Regions from separate parts of the Homo sapiens genome. Here region 2 is linked to region 1. Evidence: read pairs that join two places in POLR2A ChIA-PET (ENCODE). Cell type or tissue: PC-9. All regions are shown on one strand. Region 1 overlaps LOC105376360 (a long non-coding RNA gene). Region 2 overlaps LINC02669 (long intergenic non-protein coding RNA 2669).

Evidence for each region. Peaks named below come from ENCODE experiments on the same cell type or tissue, not always from the same donor. Only the 100,000 strongest peaks of a DNase experiment are listed, where the experiment ranks them.
Region 2: POLR2A ChIA-PET joins it to region 1 with 8 read pairs; 1 of 35 experiments calls an interaction of 5 or more read pairs at or near these places.

Annotation. Positions count from the first base shown.
Region 1 is chr10:3,633,881-3,638,880 of GRCh38, forward strand. All of the region lies in intron 1 of LOC105376360 (a long non-coding RNA gene), which reads left to right. LOC107984193 (a long non-coding RNA gene) reads right to left here. Exons shown (of 3, transcript XR_001747330.2): 3 at 3,707-4,079. Among named protein-coding and RNA genes, the nearest start is that of LINC02669, 130 kb to the left of the region's middle. In PC-9, no CTCF peak of the experiment used is centred here; DNase peaks (open chromatin) are centred at 2,021 and 2,781; H3K4me3 peaks cover 1,581 bases; H3K27ac peaks cover 2,649 bases.
Region 2 is chr10:3,492,053-3,497,052 of GRCh38, forward strand. All of the region lies in intron 3 of LINC02669 (long intergenic non-protein coding RNA 2669), which reads right to left. All of the region lies in intron 1 of LOC105376360 (a long non-coding RNA gene), which reads left to right. All of the region lies in intron 1 of LOC124902538 (a long non-coding RNA gene), which reads left to right. Among named protein-coding and RNA genes, the nearest start is that of LINC02669, 8.3 kb to the right of the region's middle. In PC-9, no CTCF peak of the experiment used is centred here; DNase peaks (open chromatin) are centred at 1,769 and 2,429; H3K4me3 peaks cover 1,286 bases; H3K27ac peaks cover 1,733 bases.

The DNA of each region.
Region 1 (5,000 bases):
TCCTGGGCTCAAGGGACCTCCTGGCTAAGCCTCCTGAGTCTTCTTCGTTTTTAGTAGTAGAGCTCCTGACTGTCAGAAACGTGCACAGCCACTCGGAGTAGAAGCCACATTTGCAGCCTCCTTTCCAGCCAGGGGTTGCCGGGTGATGAAGTTCCACCCCATGGATGATTGGCAGTGTGGGTGCAGCTTCCAACAACTCCCTTAGATGGAGTGGGCACCCTTTTCTTCCCACTTTCCTGCCAGCTGGTGGAACGTGGGTGCAAGGACAGACAGCCAAGCTGTCATCTTGACCGAGGGGAAGCCCCAAAGTTGGGCACGGCAGAGCCTGGAGATAGAGGGAGACTTACATCAATCTGGAATGGGCCGGGCTCAGTGGCTCATGCCTGTAATCCCAGCTCTTAGGGAGGCAGAAGCGGAAGGATAGCTTGAGCCCAGGAGTTCAATACCTGCCTAGGCAATATAGCAAGGCCCCGTTCTCCACAAATACAAAAAAAAAAAAAAAGACAATCCTGGGATGACTACCTCCACTTCATAGACTTCATAAGAGTAATAAACCCCACCTTATGGAAGCTACTGCCAGTTTGAGTTTTTCTTATTTGCCATCAAACTTAATATTTTTTAAAATTTTATTTTATTTTATTTTAAGCTCCAGGATACATGTGCAGGATGTGCAGATTTGTTACGTACGTAAAAGTGTGCCATAGTGGTTTGCTGCACCTATCAACCCATCACCTGGTATTAAACCTGGCATGCATTAGCTATTAATCCTGATGCTCTGTCTCCTCCCAGCCTCCCAACAGGCCCCAGTGTGTGTGTTGTTCCCCTCCCTGTGTTCTCAATGTTCAGCTCCCACTTATAAGTGAGAACATGCAGTGTTTGGTTTTCTGTCCTGTGTTAGTTTGCTGAGGATAATGGCTTCCAGCTCCATCCATGTCCCTGCAAAGAACATGACCTTGTTCCTTTTTATGGCTGCATAGTATTCCATAGTGTATATGTACCACATTTTCTTCATCCAGTCTATCATTGAGGGGTATTTGGGTTGATTCCATGTCTTTGCTGTAGTGAATAGTGCTGCGATAAACATGTGCATGTGTCTTTATAGTAGAATAATTTATATTCCTTTGAGTATATACCCAGTAATGGGATTGCTGGGTCAAATGGTGTTTCTGCATCAAACCTAATCTTAACTGATTTTGGTCCCTTACAGGTTGATATTTTAGGTGGTGGAAACTTAATCTGGCATCCCTCAAATGATTTTCCTCAACTTTAGCCAAATTAAAAAAAAAAGAGAGAGAGAGACAGTACAAAAAAGAAAAAGAGAAAACTAAGGACAGCTTGCCATCAGGCTGGTAACTGTTTCTCCATTCAATCATTCAGGGCCAGGAATAGGGGAAAGGGTGGTGAGCCAGGTGTCCGGCTGGCAGGGTGGAGAATGGGCTCTTTTGTCACCAAATCCATCTGTAGATAATTAACAGCTGGCTGGAACAGGTAACCAAAGCCAGCCTCTTCAGATAAGGCCAGAGGTGAATTACTTCCACGATGAATGTCATGTCTGTCTGTGGAAGAGCGAGACGGAGTATAGACCCTGATGTGTTTGATGAAAGGCAGTTCGTGGATGTAAAATATGATTGTACACTATTACTCATTGAAATGGTTTGCAGCAAAGACAGATTCTTAGAGGCAACTGGCTATATAGTCTCTTTTTTTTAATAGCATATGTGTCAGCCAAACAGACATATGCCTTAACAGCTTTTAATTATTTCTACTGTTTGCTTACTTCTTTGCATTAAACATGACTTTAGTCTTTTGCATATTCATCTGAAATCTTCATTCCCTCACCCGCAGTAATAACTTCTTTAATAATTGCTGCCAGGTCTGTGGGGATTTTTGTAAAAACAATCAGCCTTTCTTCAAACCAAAACATTCCTATTTACCTTGAAGTTTTTTTTTTTTTTTTTTTCTATTCATAGTTTCTGCTTATCCTTCCTGGCAGGAGGGAAGTTTCGATGGCTCCCGCACGCACTAACTTGTTTGTTAACTCTGCAGTTCAGAGCAACCCTGTTTTACCATGAATCCCCTGGCAGCCTGACAGTTTCACTCACAGGTGTGTCTTGGGGCAAAGTCATCCCCAGTTCCAGGTCTAACTCCATTAATTTCATAGACGATTCTGAAAAGGGTTTATAACATGATATTACTAGGATCGTGTTGGTTTACATTGAATAGAAATAGTGTGTCACAGGAGAAGACAAAAGAGATTTTTTTTTTTTTTTTTTTTTTTTGAGACGGAGTTTCACTCTTGTTTCCCAGGCTGGAGTGCAATGGCAGATCTCGGCTCACTGCAACCTCTGCCTCCTGGGTTCAAGCGATTCTCCTGCCTCAGCCTCTCAAGTAGCTGCGATTACAGGCTTAAGCCACCGCCACCACGCCTAGCTAGTTTTTCGTATTTTTAGTAGAGACAGGGTTTCATCATGTTGGCCAGGCCGGTCTCGAACTCCAGGTGATCCGCCTGCCTCGGCCTCCCAAAGTGTTGGGATTACAGGCGTGAGACACCGTGCCTGGTCCAAAGAGATGTTTTTATGTGGTTCACCTTCGACCTTCATCAGGGTGACTCAGGAGGCACATTCTGAAGCCACTCTCCAACACTTAAGTTTTTTGCCAGGTATTTTTCACAAAGCAACGATTTGAACAATGAAGGAGAAAATGTAGCCTCGCAACTTCATTCGTAAATAATCCAGACTAACCGCACGGAGTATAATGGATCAAAGTGAGCAGAATCGCTCACTTTGGATGAGATCAGCCCTAGAATGAAAGCAAAACCGAGATGATGGACGGCGCAGGCTCCTTGGAGATCCGTGTTCATGACACCTGCAAGGACTGTGGGCAAGCTGCCAACCAGACATGAAATTAGCAATTAGTTGCATATTCTTCCGAGTGGGTCATGTGCTCCTTGCAATCCAGGCACATCTCTTTCCATCTGGCAGGGGTGTGGCGTATTTCCAGAGGGCTTCAATGCGCAATCCGGCAGCGCACTGCTGGGAGCCCCGGCACAGGACGCCTGACCACACTGACATACACATATTCGCGTCCGTCTTTCCCTCTCTCCACTCCTCCTGCCCTGCCTGCTCCCATCATTCCGACCTCTGATCATTTCTGTTCTCCAGACAAGCAGGATGAGCAGGAAAGAGCCCGGGCCTCTGAGTCAGAGGATGCCAGTCCAAACCAGGGCTGTCTGATGAAATGCAGATGCCCAGTTAGAGTGTCATTCCAGGTAGACATCAATTTTTATTTTAGTAGTAGTGTGTCCCAGTGATTAATTATTTCTTGTGTATTTGATGTTTCAGTTTAATGAGCATCCTGCATATTTGTTTAATATGGTTAAATTTGGCAAACTTGGTCTAAATTTAATTTCTGTCATGAATTTAGACAAGTCATTTAACATTGGAGGTTCTCAGTTTCTTGACTGCCGAGACGGGGTGAGTTGCTGAGAAGGGAAAGGGATAAGCGGTAGGATTATTTCCCAATGTCTGGCGCTCTGTTCACCAATTCAATACCTATTGTTCTATTAACAGATTCTTGCTGAAAATCTCCAGCATGCCAGCCAATGTGATCCATACAAGCCAACATCAAAGATGAATAAGAGGTATTCCTCAGGAAGTAATACCTTTATAGAAGTTTATAGCATTTTACCTTTATGGTAATCCTATGATTCAATAGTTATAATTTCTGCTTTATTCATGAGAAAAATGCAACATAGGGAATTAATCGCAAAAGTAGTAAGGGGAATGGACAGGAATGTATTTCCACAGCCAACCGTTTCTTACAATGCAGCCTCCAAAGTCTCTCAAATGACAAGGCAGAATGGAGTGTGAGCACTAAACGTACTAGGCGCCTGTGACTGGTAGACTTCCGTGCTTACTCTGTCATCATCTTTTTGCACATTTTAAGGCCTTCCTGAGTCCCAGAAGAGCAAGTGGAGTTGTGGCTAAGGCGAGCTATTGTACCATGGTGAGTTGGACATCGCTGTTTTCTCGTGGGAGCCGTTTCGAGAGAGCTCTCTGTAATGTCGCCGTGTCCTTCGCCTGCATACAAAATGCAAACACAAGACGTGTCATTAATGAGACAACCCAGATTTCTTATTCTTTCTCTGACCTTCCCCCTGCAATCCTCCTTCGATGGGATGCGGGCAACTTTCTGAAGGACTGAAACCCGGGGGAGAGGGGAGGATGTTTACTGAGCACATTACTTAGAACAAAAATAGCTGAAAGCTTCATGATATCTTTTTAGGTTATGTCAAAATGTCCCTGGGGTCAAAATACTGGTACCAAAAGAGTCACATGAAAATGTCATGCCCAGATGGAGCGACGGTTCATGCTTCATCATAAACGTTTGCCTTAGAATGCAGAGTTTTCCACTCTATTTATTTTTCCAAATTCCTTTGGCCACTCCTCCCAGCAACACTAAGTTCTTTTGAAAACAAGAACTAGAATTCCCCCCTATGAAGTCTATAAAACCTGCAAAGGGTTTAGAGATATGCTGGAAAAAAATGGAATACAAAAGGCTCAATACTTAAGTAATTTTATGACTTCCTTCTTTCCTGAAGAGCAGTCAATAATGCAACTCCTTGTGTGTAATATTGTAAGTTCCCACCATCCACACTTAGATAAGTATCAGGACCTAGCTCAACTCATTTATTTTGTCTCTCCATCAATATCGTGAGTGCATAAAAATATGGTTCTTGTCAGTGCAAAGTAGATGCATTCAGCAAGAGTGGGGTGGGTCCTTCCTCCAACAAGACTACGAGAGTAGAGGGAGTTTGCCGAGTAGCTGGCTGCTGCCTGGGTGGAGGAAACCAGGGGTGGAGAGTCGCCCTTTTCTATCTTTTCCATCCCTGGGGTTCACAGACCCTGTTCTTCTGTGGGTGTCCACAGGTCCAGAGGTGCAACCCTGCAGTGGGATGTCATAGGATGTGACCTTGGGCCTTGTGGGGAGACTCTGCCAGT
Region 2 (5,000 bases), 140 kb before region 1:
GACAGTGTTCCTCCTGCCCTAACTTTCCCTCTGAATATATGTGTATGTGTATATATGTGTATGTATATACATATATATATGTGTGTGTGTATATATACATATATGTGTGTATAAATATATACGCAAGTTCTTTATAAACTTAAGTCTGTAGCTTGTGTTGAGTTCAGACAGCTAGTCCAGCTCTGCCAATTCACAGATGTTCCATGGAAGCAGATGATGGCTTAGGATATGGACACACTGAGTGTGGCTCTAATAAAGTTGTTTGTTTTATAATTTATACCTCGCTTTGTAAGGTAGTCTATCTTTAATAGAAATTTAAACATTCTGCTATGTTGAGACACATAAAATTATTTATAATAATTCTTTTGTTCCCCTCAAATGAAGCCATGATTTAAAGTTCAAACCTTGAAGTTGCCTGTACCTAGGTTAAAATCATGATTTGATACACTCCTAGCTGTAATATCCTAGAGGAGATACTCAACTTTCTGAAGCTTACTGTTTTTAACCTATAAAACGAGCATCACTGTACCTATCTGTTAGCTTTTGTTGTTCAGGTTGAATAAGATAATCTATGTACAAAGTATTTAGCGAGTTTCACCTAGGTTAAACACTCAGAGATTAGGAGTCTTCTTGTTATTATTTGGATCCCTGGTTTGTGGCTACAATTTAGTAGCCCGGGGAATATAGGCTGCAGCTGAACCACGGAGAAGCGGTTGTCTGATGCGCTCGTTCACTGTAAAATACTGCAACACCAAATGACTTTCACCAGTGACACTGGAACGGTACTGAAGCATTAGAGTAAGCTCTCAATAAGTAAGATCCATTTTATTACTATTATTATCATCACCATTGTTGCTATTCAGTCTAACCTGGAAATGGGTTGTGGGAAGTTTAATTTATTTTAAAAATGGAAATGAAAGTCAATACAGACATTAATTCTATAGCAAGAGGTTATATTATTTTAAATGGCTAAAAAGAGGTAGATTATCCTGGGAACAGAATTTGCCCAAGAAGCCAGTAATTGGTTGTTACCCAGGGTTATTGTCCAGGCAATACAGACACTTTGAGTAGCTCTGTGCATTCAACATTGTAACAGTGAGTGAGAATATTATCTAGAATGCGTGAGATGCCTGGAAATTGATGATGCTGGTGGAAAGCGGAGGGAAAGGCCACTCTGTGTGAGAAGCATCAGTGCGTTCAAATGAAAGAATCACTCCGTGATGTGTAGGCTAACCTTTATACATCTGCGATGACTGACTCACCTACTCACTAAAATGCCTATCTGCAAAATAACTTTTCAGTTGTAAATCTGAAACCATCCAACTGCCATTCCCAAACTTTTCCCACTGAATCAATAGTTTATAAAATAATCTCTAACAGTATAAGCTTTCTTGGAAACACAATTATCACATTACAGCCAAACATAGTGTATCTATGCTCTTTTCAAAACCAAACATTGTTTCTAGGAATGTAATGCAAATAAACTCTATATAAATACATTTTAAGTACTTTTTTTAAACTGATTTGTTTCTGAAAACTAGTTTCTGCACCAAAGCTCATGAACAGAGGTGTCTTCAGTGGGATTAAATACTGTCTCAAGGTTGGTTAGCGCTTTCAGATGAAGCATCTCATTTGCTGTCATAACAATGATACCTGCCTGACCTTATAAGAACAGGTATCATTATCTTCATTTTCATTTGGGTAAGTTGAAGTTTAGCAGACTTGAATGACTCATCTGAGGTTGTTCTCTCTCTCTCTCTGAGGCTGCCTCTCCACCTCTTTGACAATCCTCTCTCCAAACCTGTTTTTGTATATAAAGAGGACTAATCTTTCTGGTCTATCCTAATGTCCACTTTTGTACCCAGGAAGAGATTATTTCTTTGAACATTTCCATCACAGAACAAATAATTATATAAGGTTTTATTGTGAATTCTCTTAAAATAATGTAGCCCAAACTCAGAATTTTCAAGAACATAACTCATGTCCCAGAGCACAGATGATAACAAAATACGTGAACGTTTTTGTCTCGGTTCCTGTTAACACTGAAAACTCGGTCACATCGTATTTTCAAGGAGTCAAGGGCAGATTCCACGTGCCGTCTTCTGTATTGCAATCACCGAAGGTGTTTGGCGGGGAGCCCATGGCTCTGTGTCTTCCTAAGTTTTTGTGCTTTTTCCTGTCTGCTGTTCTATTAACCTTACTTAAGTAACGGCGTTGAGTGTGAGCTACCTCCTTTCTTGTTAGAAGTGCGTGAACGTCAGGCAAGCCTCACGCCGCCTGACTGGGGAATGCTTGCCCTCACTCGGCTTTTACGGGATGATTTCCATCACAGTGTTACATCACAGTGTATTCTAAGAAGCATTTAGCTTCAGGATGTATCAGAGTGTTTTCCAGTAAAAAGCACGTTTCAGGCCATGAGAAAGAGGCTGTGGATGAACCACACTTGGAATTCCGACTCCTGCGGTGCTCCCAGGTGGAGGAAGTGGCGAAGGGGGCACTGAATGTAGCCTTGGGACATTCCAAACGGGCGATCACCACAGAGAAAGTCATTTCTTCCTCTCTTTAGAAGCAGCTGTGTTTCCTCAAGAAAGTGACTTTATCTGGCTATTCCATGGGGGAAAGCGAGCTGTCTCAAAATTAGCCTTATATGCTGTGCGGTATTAAAGGAAAATTATACTTGGCTCACCAGTGAGTCATCGTACTGGTTTCGCTTTATTTTTATTTCTTTTCTACTTTAGGAACTGAAGCTTGAGGGCAACTGTAGGGGGAAGGTGGGGAGGATGGGAAAGATGCAGAGAGAGCCTGCGCCATGGTGGTCACGAGACAGAGGAGAGCAGAGACATCCCAGCGGCATAAGCCTGAGACCCCAGGCAGGGCATCAGCTCTCCGAGCCTCAGGGGCCTTCCCTTTGAGGACATTAGCAAAGGCGTGCTGGTCCTCAGCACTAAGCTCACATCCAGTGGACGCTGTTCACTGCCATCAGGGTGTGTGCATTCAGCGTGGCTGGCAGGAGAATGACTCCTTAATACTCTGCCGATTACGCTACTTACTTATTTGTATTATTTATTTTTTGAGACGGAGTCTAGCTCTGTCACCCAGGCTGGAGTGAGTAGCACGATCTCAGCTCACTGCAACCTCCATCACCCTGGTTCAAGCAATTATCCTGCCTCCACCTCCTAAAGGAGCTGGGACTACAGGTGCGCGCCACCACACCAGGCTAATTTTTGTATTTTTAGTAGAGAAGGGATTTCACCATGTTGGCCAGGCTGATCTCAACCTCCTGACCTCGGGTGATCCTCTCGCCTTGGCCTCCTAAAATGCTGGGATTACAGCCGTGAGCCACAGTGCCTGGCCCAATTACTCTCGAGTAAAAGAACAGTATAGATGTGACTCACTTACAAATCCACATACATACATCTGTTTAGACTCAAAACACGTGGGACTACATTTACTCTCTGCTATTTTGGGAACTCAGCAGGGAATTTGCCTAAGAAAAAGTTTACACCCTCAGGCCAGAAAGGCAACTGCGCTCAACCCAGAGTCCTGTAAATTAATTTGAAGTCTTTTGGGAATAATGCTGAAACCAAAACCCAAGAGTTTCCCCTTTTCCCTTTTGGAAAATCAAGGAGAAATGAGAAAAAAGAAAAATTGTAAAGACCAAGCATTAGAAATAAAATCCCTTGACTTGGACCCAAGATTAGAAAAGAAGTTAAAAGAACATACCCTTCCTTTATCTCTCTGCGCATGTGTAGGGTATAGAAGCAATAATCTTATTGTTACAAAATACAGACAGTAAAACTCGAATTAAATGGAGTGTTTGGGCAAATCATTACCCCGGACAGCTGAGGCTTTCCAATTTGAAGACAAAGGTAATACCCTCTAAGCACCATCATTTAAAATCAACAAATTTTTAATTATAAATTTTACATAATCCTTCTTCTATGTATTTTTACTGTCAGTTTTGTTTTATTTCTCTGATTATAAAAGCCACATGTGGTTAACACCAAGCAGGTTCATTTAGTAACGTCTAATAAAGAAAACAAAAAAATTACTCTTCATCCCATAACCCAGAAATAACCACTCTTCATGTTGTATCTCACCTTTGGGAAGAGCATTCTGAACCCCGTTCCTGTACCCTGGGGGGAGTCGGAGGTGTGATTCACAGCTCCTTGGAGCTCTCAGCCCTGTGGGGCATGCAGATGACAAAGCAGGATAAACGCTATGAAGACCTGTCCTGAGTGTTAGGAATGAGACATCCTCCCATTCAGGTGGAAGATAAAGGGCAGAAGAGAGAGGCATTTCCAGAGAGAACAGCCTGGAGGGTTTCAGGTAAAACAGCACCTGAGCGGAGCCTCAGAAGTGGGGAGAGAGAAAGGAGGTTTCCAGGCAGAGTAAGCATCGAAGTCCCAGCTCAGCCCCGTGTCCAGCGCTTACTGGGTGAACTGGGGAGAGGCAAGGCTGGAGCTTCCAGGTGTGGGTGGCTACAGGTCAGATCTTAGAAGTTGTTGCAGATCTGGGCAAGAAATTCACTTTTTTTTTCCTTTTTCTGAGGAAATAATGTGAAGCCAGTAAATGTTAAACAGATAACTAAAATGAACGCAGGTGTAGTTTAAGGACCTGAGTAATGATTTGATTGAGATAGAGGAATCCAGGAAAGGAAGGAGAGGGAGATGCGTAGAGGCTCAAAGGTTTGGTTCCTCCCTGTGGAACATCCAAGATTGTAAGGCACTTGGTTAGCAGTGCTGTGCTGGGGTGTTGAGGGTCTCAAGCTCAGGGAAGAGGGGTGGAACAGAGATACTTATTTGTGAGATATTAGCGTGACTGGATCCTTGATTTAGTCATCTCTGCCAAGTTCCTTTTACCAGGTAAAAGAACATTTTTGCAGGTTCTTTGGGTTAGGAAGCAGAGAGTATCATGACCATTGTTTTGCAAATCAATTTGAAATGTTAGATGGCATGAGCACATTCCTTGAAAAATACCACTAATTCCAGAACTAAAAC